Linked DNA regions of Homo sapiens: all the other regions are linked to region 1. The links are chromatin contacts, found by Hi-C or POLR2A ChIA-PET in ENCODE. All regions are on one chromosome and are shown on one strand. The core of a region is the stretch at or near the end of the contact, and the rest is flanking DNA. Distances in the headings are between cores, read along the strand shown. Region 1 overlaps CHST11 (carbohydrate sulfotransferase 11). Region 2 holds the start of NOPCHAP1 (NOP protein chaperone 1). Region 3 overlaps TXNRD1 (thioredoxin reductase 1).

Evidence for each region. A loop is a pair of places that touch in the nucleus more often than their neighbours do. ChIA-PET counts read pairs that join two places held with the same protein, here RNA polymerase II (POLR2A). Pooled maps may share reads with other maps.
Region 2: a loop to region 1 is called in a pooled map, with 2.7 times the contacts of the local background. The contact joins the promoter of NOPCHAP1 here to the enhancer-like site in region 1. A Hi-C loop is called at or near these places in 9 of 37 single-sample maps with no recorded cell type and 12 of 50 pooled maps.
Region 3: a pooled map shows a loop between it and region 1 (15-fold over the local background). The contact joins two enhancer-like sites. A Hi-C loop is called at or near these places in 1 of 37 single-sample maps with no recorded cell type and 11 of 50 pooled maps. POLR2A ChIA-PET finds 5 or more read pairs at or near these places in 2 of 52 experiments (WTC11 and activated CD4-positive, alpha-beta memory T cell).

The regions. Positions count from the first base shown.
Region 1 is chr12:104,694,425-104,697,124 of GRCh38, reverse strand. The region is part of intron 2 of CHST11 (carbohydrate sulfotransferase 11); the gene reads right to left. Among named protein-coding and RNA genes, the nearest start is that of MIR3922, 100 kb to the right of the region's middle. RefSeq lists an enhancer at 1,264-1,403. Within about 2 kb of position 1,349, at least 8 of the 41 ENCODE cell types and tissues checked have a DNase peak (open chromatin) inside an H3K27ac peak, as active enhancers do.
Region 2 is chr12:104,985,063-104,987,762 of GRCh38, reverse strand. NOPCHAP1 (NOP protein chaperone 1) reads right to left here and starts at 1,447. Exons shown (of 4, transcript NM_152318.3): 1 at 1,296-1,447. The coding sequence starts at 1,410. LOC105369952 (a long non-coding RNA gene) reads left to right here and starts at 1,393. Exons shown (of 2, transcript XR_007063436.1): 1 at 1,393-1,460. RefSeq lists a silencer at 968-1,217 and enhancers at 770-1,280, 1,281-1,793.
Region 3 is chr12:104,218,698-104,221,397 of GRCh38, reverse strand. All of the region lies in intron 1 of TXNRD1 (thioredoxin reductase 1), which reads right to left. Among named protein-coding and RNA genes, the nearest start is that of TXNRD1, 4.3 kb to the right of the region's middle. RefSeq lists a cis regulatory region at 1,875-1,885 and an enhancer at 1,808-1,952. Within about 2 kb of position 1,262, at least 18 of the 41 ENCODE cell types and tissues checked have a DNase peak (open chromatin) inside an H3K27ac peak, as active enhancers do.

The sequences.
Region 1 (2,700 bases), core at 100-2,599:
GGACACACTTATACTTGTGCATCTGAAGGCAGACATGCACCAGGATGCTTTGATCAATGTTATTCATAATGATAAAAAAATGGAAGCAATTTATCTGTCTACCTATAGGTAGATACATAAATAGAATGCAATATAATCATATGATGGAACATGATACAGTAATTGGAACAGACTGAGGGATCCACAGGGCTGGACATCAAAACACATAGTTGTACAGAACAGGCAAATTGAAGAGTAATATATTCAGTATGATAGCACCTACATAAATTATGAAAACATAAACCTGTGTTGCATATTGTATCTGGGTCCAGATATAGGAGTCACAGTATAAAACAAACACTGGAATTTATATTGTAAATTCATAAGAGGTTGAGAGGCAGGGATGAAGGGGAGAAGAGGAGATTCAAAAGAGATTTCTACCTTGGTGATGGTTTGTTTATTTTATTTTATTCTTTTTTTGAGACCGAGTCTCACTCTGTTGCTCAGGCTGGAGTGCAGTACCGTGATCTCGGCTCACTTCAACCTCTGCCTTCCCGGTTCAAGCAATTCTCCTGCCTCAGCCTCCCATGTAGCTGGGAGTACAGGTGTACAGGTGTGCACCACCACGCCCAGCTATGTTTTTTTTTTTTTTTTTTTTTTTTTGTATTTTTAGCAGAGTCGGGGTTTCACCATGTTGGCCAGGCTGGTCTTGAATTCCTGACCTCAAGTAATCCGCCCGCCTCAGCCTCCCAAAGTGCTGCGATTACAGGCGTGAGCCACCGTGCCTGACCCTGATGGTTTATTTCTATTATATAGGCAGATCTATAAAAGATCTGAAGCAAATATGCCACAATGTTACATTTGTGAATTCAGGATGGTGAGTAAAAAGTGTTTATTATATCATCTGCTGCACTTTATCTTCAAAAATTTCCCAAGTAGACAAAAGGAAAAAAGAAAAAAGGTAGGGTGGGTGGGAGCCAAACAGAAGGCTTGGAAACCATTTCTGTGCTCTTTGCACAGCAAAGGGAGCATGCAGATGGCGAGTTAACATACCTAGGAGGCTCCCCTGGGGTTTAATGTTGCATTGTGTACCCTCAGAACGACTGCTCAGCAAAGGCAAAATAAACACATTTCCTGTGCTTCCCTTTCTCAGCTCCGCAGCCCTGCCAAAGTGGGGGTGGGAGGGTCACATCATTTATTTACACAAGGTCCTCTTTATATGGACACCTCCAATAACGTTATTCATCGGGTTGGCTCCTCCAGGGCTGCCCCACTGTTCCCAGCAGGCCAGGAGTGTGACTTCACGGTGAAGCGTCACGTCCAAGTTACTCTGTACGTGGCAATGCCAGCTACCCACAAGAAAGGAGGGCTGTGAAGGGGGAGCTGGGGCCGCTTCTGGGTAATGGATTTCCCCCGCCCCCATTTCTGGCAAAGAGCTCTGTGGTCACAGAATTAAAAAAATCTATCAATTGTAAGCTAAGGCACATGCTGGGTGGAAGTGAGAGTGAGGGAACCTATTCTTATCACTAGCTCTGAGGTAAGATAGAAATGTCTGGAAGCTCCCCGCTTGCAGCTGGGAACTGTGCCTTAGTCATCTTTATGTTTCCATGGCTTTGCACAAAGTAGGTGCTCAGGAAATGCTTGTTCAATAAGCAAACCACAAGGACACATACACACACACACACACACACACACACACTCATTGTGTTGTGAATTGTGTTTTCATGAGTTTTCTTTCTCTTCACAGACAGTGTCATCTAATGGTTAAGGATGTTGATTCTGGAACCAAACTGCCTAATTCTAGGAACAGACACAAAACCTCTACCTCAGTGCCTTCAAACTATCAGGCCTTGGAGGGGGCTGAGCTGAGGCCCTCCCCACAATAGCTGGCACATAAGGAGCATTCGAGGAATGTTGGCAATTTCCAAATTTAGTCTCAGGGCAAGCCAGTTGGGAAGGCAACACCATGTCCATCTTACAGATGGGACAGCTGAGGCTCAAAGAAATCCTGTTGCTTGTGAAAGGCCACACGTGTTCCTGCCAAATGATGATGCCAGGATCTGAAGGCAGGGTGTCAAGCTTCGGAGAACCCCCCAGCATCCCCTGTGGCTCCATTTCTCAACAGCTGACTCAAGGACCAACAGATCTTTCTTGGCTGCTGTGTTTTCTACCCAGCAAAGGGTCCGGTGGGAACCCCCTCAGCCAAATGGGAGCCACTGACTTCTGTGGGGCCCAGAATCTGACTCAGGCCCAGGGAAATCTGATTCCCACGTCAAAGCTCAGGACTCGGAGCTGCACTGGTTCCGAACACAGAGCAGGCATAAAGTTCTGATGCCAGAAGAAGGCAGGAAACTCCAACGAGCTTTAATCACTCTCCCATCACGAACAGCTCTAGTGACAGCTTGGCCTTTCTATCCCAGGAGTTCAAAGAGTTTCCATCGTTCATTCTCACAAAGGCCCATGTCCCCTCTGCCTCGTTCCTGCTTCACTTTATTGAAGTAACTGTGACCCCAGATAGAATCCTGGCAGGTGACCCAGGTGAAGTCACCCGCTTCGTTAAACTCATTCCCTCCACTAATGCAGCGTCAAAACAGGGGGCTGTGCTCTTGACCACACCCAGGTTTTTTAAGAAAATGACCACAAAAACAAAACAAAACCAAAAAACACATTCAAAAAACATTTTTTTCAAAAGTGGCATCTTGGCCACCTTTGAACTCCGGG
Region 2 (2,700 bases), core at 198-2,697, 290 kb before region 1:
TTGTTTCTTCATTAGTAAAACATGCTTGCCTGGTATTTCCCCTTCCCTGAAGACGTTCAACCCAAGGAAAGCAGCCTTTTGGGGATTTTGTCACCCACTCTACCTTTCCAGCCTCATTTCTCACTACTCAAATCATCCCAACTCTCTATCCCATCAGAGTTCCAAGAGGGGAACGTACAAAACTCAAGGCTTTGCACACCCTATTTCTAATACCCGGAAAATCCCTTAACTCTCTGGTTAAAAAACAAATCCTGTTCACCTGCAAAGCAGAGCCGCAACAAACATCCATTGAATGCCTACTACTTAAGGCCTACTGGATTCGTGATCAGAGCACAGAGTCTGGAGCCAGACTACTTGAATTCAAGTCCCAGTTTTGCTACTTTCTAGCCACATGATCTCCAGAAGGTAAATTACCTGTATGATAAATCATGTCTCAGGTTCCTCAACTATAAAACAGAGATAACAGATTTTCTGCAAAGGGTTGTTGTGAGGATTAGATGAGTTAGTTTCTGGGGCATACATAGTAAGGACTACATAAGCTTTGGTTATCATTATTATACTTCCTTCGGAATCTCTGGGTTCTCACAAAACCTTTTCTTCAAGCTAGTATTTACTGACAACATGCCCAAGCCTTTTTAGGCATTCTCCTCCTCACAAAAATTCTACAGGCATTACTACTATCACCATTTTCCAAATGCAAAAACTGAGGCTTAGGGAATGAAAATAACTCTAAGTCCCACCAGTTAATTACTAGTGGAGCTGGGATTCGAACTCGTGCTTTTAAATTCTACCTATAGTGTCTGAAATGCTGTGTGGATTTCCTGGATGCATGTCTCCCTCTACAAGACAGCAGCACTAAGGGGTGGTCTGTGTGGGTGTGAAAGAGGTAGGGACTGTTAGCATAATATTACTCCGCTTCCCCCTATCAGCCAACTGCTCCGACCCAGGCAGCCAAACCAAAAGCCCTCCCTTCCCCAAAAGAACTCGAGAGCTTCCCAGCTTCCAGGGCAGGGCAGATGCCTGGCAGCGGCGCCTGGCAGGGTGGGCGCTCACTACCTTGCAGAATATAAGAACCACTAGCTGGGGAAACCATTCCGGGCCCGCAGCCGGGTGCCCGCCCCAAAGCCCCCACCCCTGCCGCGGGCAGGGCACGCCGGAGCCCCGCAGCAGTCCCCGGGGCTCCCCTCGAGGGTACGGAGCCCGGGCAGGGAGCCACCGGCCGGCTCCCAAACTGCACCGGCCGCGCCTCCTCTGCCGCACGTGTGCGGCCCATGCCGCCGTCACCCGTCCGTCACCTCCGCGGCCGTCGCTTCCCGCCGTCAGCAGCTCCTTGGACACTGGGACTCCTGAGGAATCCCGGGTGGGCGACGAACAACTCGGGCTAGCCTTGGGCTTGCCATGGACCTCCATGCTTCCCTCAAGCCTGCACTCTCAGGCCCGGATGCAGGAAAAAGGCTCGGGTAAGGGGGCGGGGAGAGGGCCGCGATTGGAGGAAACTGCGGTGGGCGGAGTAAGGAGCGGAGAGAGAGGCGGGGCGAGCGTGGTGCAGCCTGGAGGCTGCGCGGGAGCAGGGGCCATTCCTACTCCTGGGAAAAAGAAAGGTTCAGACACTGTCATAGGAAAAAACAGCGGGCAAGGCTCGATTTCGCCAAATTCGGGCATAAAGAGCATAACATTAGGCTTCCCTCCTCTTTATCCTTTTTTATTAAATTTTTTTTTAATTGGTGAAAAAACACGTAACAAAATCTACCATCTTAACCATTTTTAGTTGTACAATTCAGTGGTGGCAGACCTCTAGATCATTTTCATCTTGCAAAACTGAAACCTTATACCCATTTACCCCTACTCCAGTCCCTTGGTAACCACCATTCTACTTTCTTCTTTGTTTCTTTCTTTTTGAAACAGCCTTGCTCTGTCGCCCAGGCTGGTGCCTCAGCCTCCCAAGTAGCTAAGATTACAGGTGCACACTACCACGCCCGGCTAATTTTTGTATTTTTGTATAGAGACGGGTTTTCACCATGTTGGCCGGGCTGATCTTGATTTCCTGACCTCGGGAGATCCACCCACCTTGGCCTCCCAAAGTGCTGGGATTACAGGCGTGAGCCATCATGCCCAGCTACCATCGTTCTACTTTCTGTTACTATGAGCTTGACTACTTCAGATACATTATGTAGGTGGAATCATACAGTACTTGCCTTTTTGTTACTAATTTCACTTAAAATAATACCCTCAAGGTTTAGACATGTTGTAGCACATAACAGGATTCTCTTCTTTTTTAAGCCTGAATAATATGCCATTGTATGTATATACCACATTTTCTTACCATTGATCTCTCAACAGGCGTGCTGGTTGCTTCCACCTCGTGGTCATTGTGAACGCTGCTGCAATGAACATGGTGGTACAAATATCTCTTAGAGACCCTGCTTTTCAATGCTTTGGGATACATACCCAGACATGGGATTACTGGATAATAGGGTAATTCTACTTTTTAGGTTTTTGTGAAGCCTCCGTATAGTTTTTCATAGTGGCTGCACCATTTTACATTCCCACAGTGCACAAGAGTTCCAATTTCTCCACATCCTTGTCAATATTTCCTTTTTCTGTTTGGTTGCTTCTTTCTTTTTGACAGTGAGCATCCCAGTGAGTGTGAAGTGATATCTTGAAGTTTTGGTTTGCATTTCTCTAATGATTTAGTGATGC
Region 3 (2,700 bases), core at 13-2,512, 480 kb after region 1:
TGCAGTGAGCCAAGATCATGCCAATGCACTCCAGCCTGGGCAACAAGAGTGAAACTCCGTCTCAAAATAAAATAAAATAAAATAAAAATCCAAACAAACGAAAAACCCAACAGGTAGATTTGTTGCTGTTTTTCTGAGACAGGGTCTCCCTCTGTTACCCAGGCTGGAGTGCAGTAGCCTGATCATGGCTCACTGCAGCCTCGACCTCCCACGCTCATGCGATCCTCCCACCTTAACCTCCTGAGCAGGTGTGACTAACAGGCGCACGCCACCATGCCCAGCTATTTGTTTTTGCAGAGACTGAGGCTCACTTTGTTGCCCAGGCTGGTCTTGAACTCCTGGTGTCAAGCAATCCTCCCAGCTGGGCCTCCCAAAGTGCCAGGAATACAGGCATGAGCCACCACAACCAGCCAGATAGTTTGTTTTTAACATCAAAGAGTGATTTGTGATAGTCATTTATAGTTATATACATGTAGACTAGTTTCTACCAGCAAAGTAATGCTCAGAGCTAGAAAGTAGGATATAAGGAATATTCATGAAATATTCCCTGATGTTTTATGAAGGTAAAGAAAAGGCATTAACAGATTAATTCCTTCTTTTGAGTTCTTTCAAGGATTTAATCCAACTGTAAATCTAAAATACCGCCTCCCCCCCACCGTTTTTTTTTTTTTGGAGACGGAGTTTCGTTCTCATCACCCAGGCTGGAGTGCAATGGCACGACCTCAGCTCACTGCAACCTCTGCCTCCTGGATTAAAGCAATTCTCCTGCCTCAGCCTCCTGAGTAGCTGGGATTACAGGTGTGTGCTACCACGCCCAGCTAATTTTGTATTTTTTTAGTAGAGATGGGGTTTCACCATGTTGGCCAGACTGGTCTCGAACTCCTGACCTCAGATGATCCACCCGCCTTGGCCTCCCAAAGTGCTGGGATTACAGGCATGATCTACCGCACCTGGCCTAAAATACACTTTTTAAAAAAGCTAATTTAAAAGCTTTAAATACTCAGTACACATTAATACAAAGAGTAAACATTCAAATGTGAAAATCCAAATAATGAGTAATGACTTTAAATTACCTGGTTAAAATCAACAAAAAGCAAGATTACTCTACAATTATCTAGCGCATCGTGTAATACTAACTTCTGATTGCAGATTGCATGACTGCATGTCAGTCACGATCTTTGGTTCCATTCCAAAGCTTTCAATTTCCTCTTGGGGCATCTGACTCACCCTTATCAGCCTCAGTGATCTGCAGTAGCAACCTCCACCCCAGCCTCAGCCCCATTGCTAAGGATAGGCACCTCTGCCCAGAAATAGGTGATTTGACGCTGGCCTAAACACCTCACTGCAGTGTTCTCAGGCCTTGGTTCAAATAGAATCACTTGAGACACCAAAAATGAAGCTTCCTTCACTCTGAGGCTGATTTAGTAGGTCTGAAATGGAGAACAGGAAAATGAGTTTTTAATCTACACATTCCCAGCATGTAATTAATTCTCTTGCAGGTGGTCTTAGGACCGCACTTTGAAAAAATACTGTCTCCTCTCCTTACTAGAAGAAGCTGGTCAATGTTAATAGCATTGGCTTTTGGAACATTCCTCACTTATTAAAAAAAAAAAAATTGCCTTTTGCCATATGAGTCATATAAACACATTTACTGATTTGTAGGGCAGTATGCCAAGGACTGTAGGAGATAAGATAGTGAACAAAACACATTCCTGATCCTCAAAAATCCAGCAGGAAAAATGTTTGCAAGCTCATTAAAATAGAATGGAATGTGTGTTACAGAAGAAATACTAAATGCTAAGTGCCAAGATGTTAACTCCCTCTGCCATTCTCCTGAAGTGGTGTGTACCCATCTACTTTTATGATTACACATCATGACACTGCATTTTCTACGCCATTCTTCTCCACGAGACTCTATGTTCAAGGACTGAGATCATGCCTTGTTTATCCCTGAGTTCCCAGTGCCTGATAAATAATAGATGCTCGGTTGAAGAGTCATTCAAGCAAAACCTTCTGCATCATTAAGAAATTAGTTTCTTGAAACTTAACCACATAATTTTAATTTGAGAAGGAACTTAGAGATCATATGGTACTTAAGGAAGGTGGCTTCTAGAGTGTTTGTAGGTGACACACAAAAGAACATTTTTAATGTCAATAGTTATGTATAATATGGGCCTGGTGCAGTATACTTTGGGAGGCTGAGGCAGGAGGATCACTTGAGGCCAGGTGTTCGAGATCAGATGGGGCTGTTGCTTAGTGAGACCTATCTCTACAAAAAATTTAAAATTGAGGCTAGGCATGGTGGTGTGTCCCTGTAATCCTAGCTACTCAGGAAGCTGAGGCAGGAGGATTACTTGAGCCCAGCAGTTCAGTTTCAGTGAGCTATGATTCATGCCACTGCACTCTAATCTAGGCAACAGAGTGAGACCCATCTCTAGAAAAATAATAATCATCATTATGTATATATGTATGTGTATAGAAAAATATCTAGGCTGGGTACAGTGGCTCACACCTGTAATCCCAGCACTCTGGGAGGCCAAGGTGGGAAGATCACTTGAGCCCAGAAGTTTGAGACCAGCCTGGGCAACATGGCAAGACCTCATCTCTACAAAATGTAAAAAAATTAGCTGGGCTTGGTGGCACACTTTACCACACAGGAGGCTGAGGTGGGAGGATTGTTTAAGACCAGGCGGTTGAGGC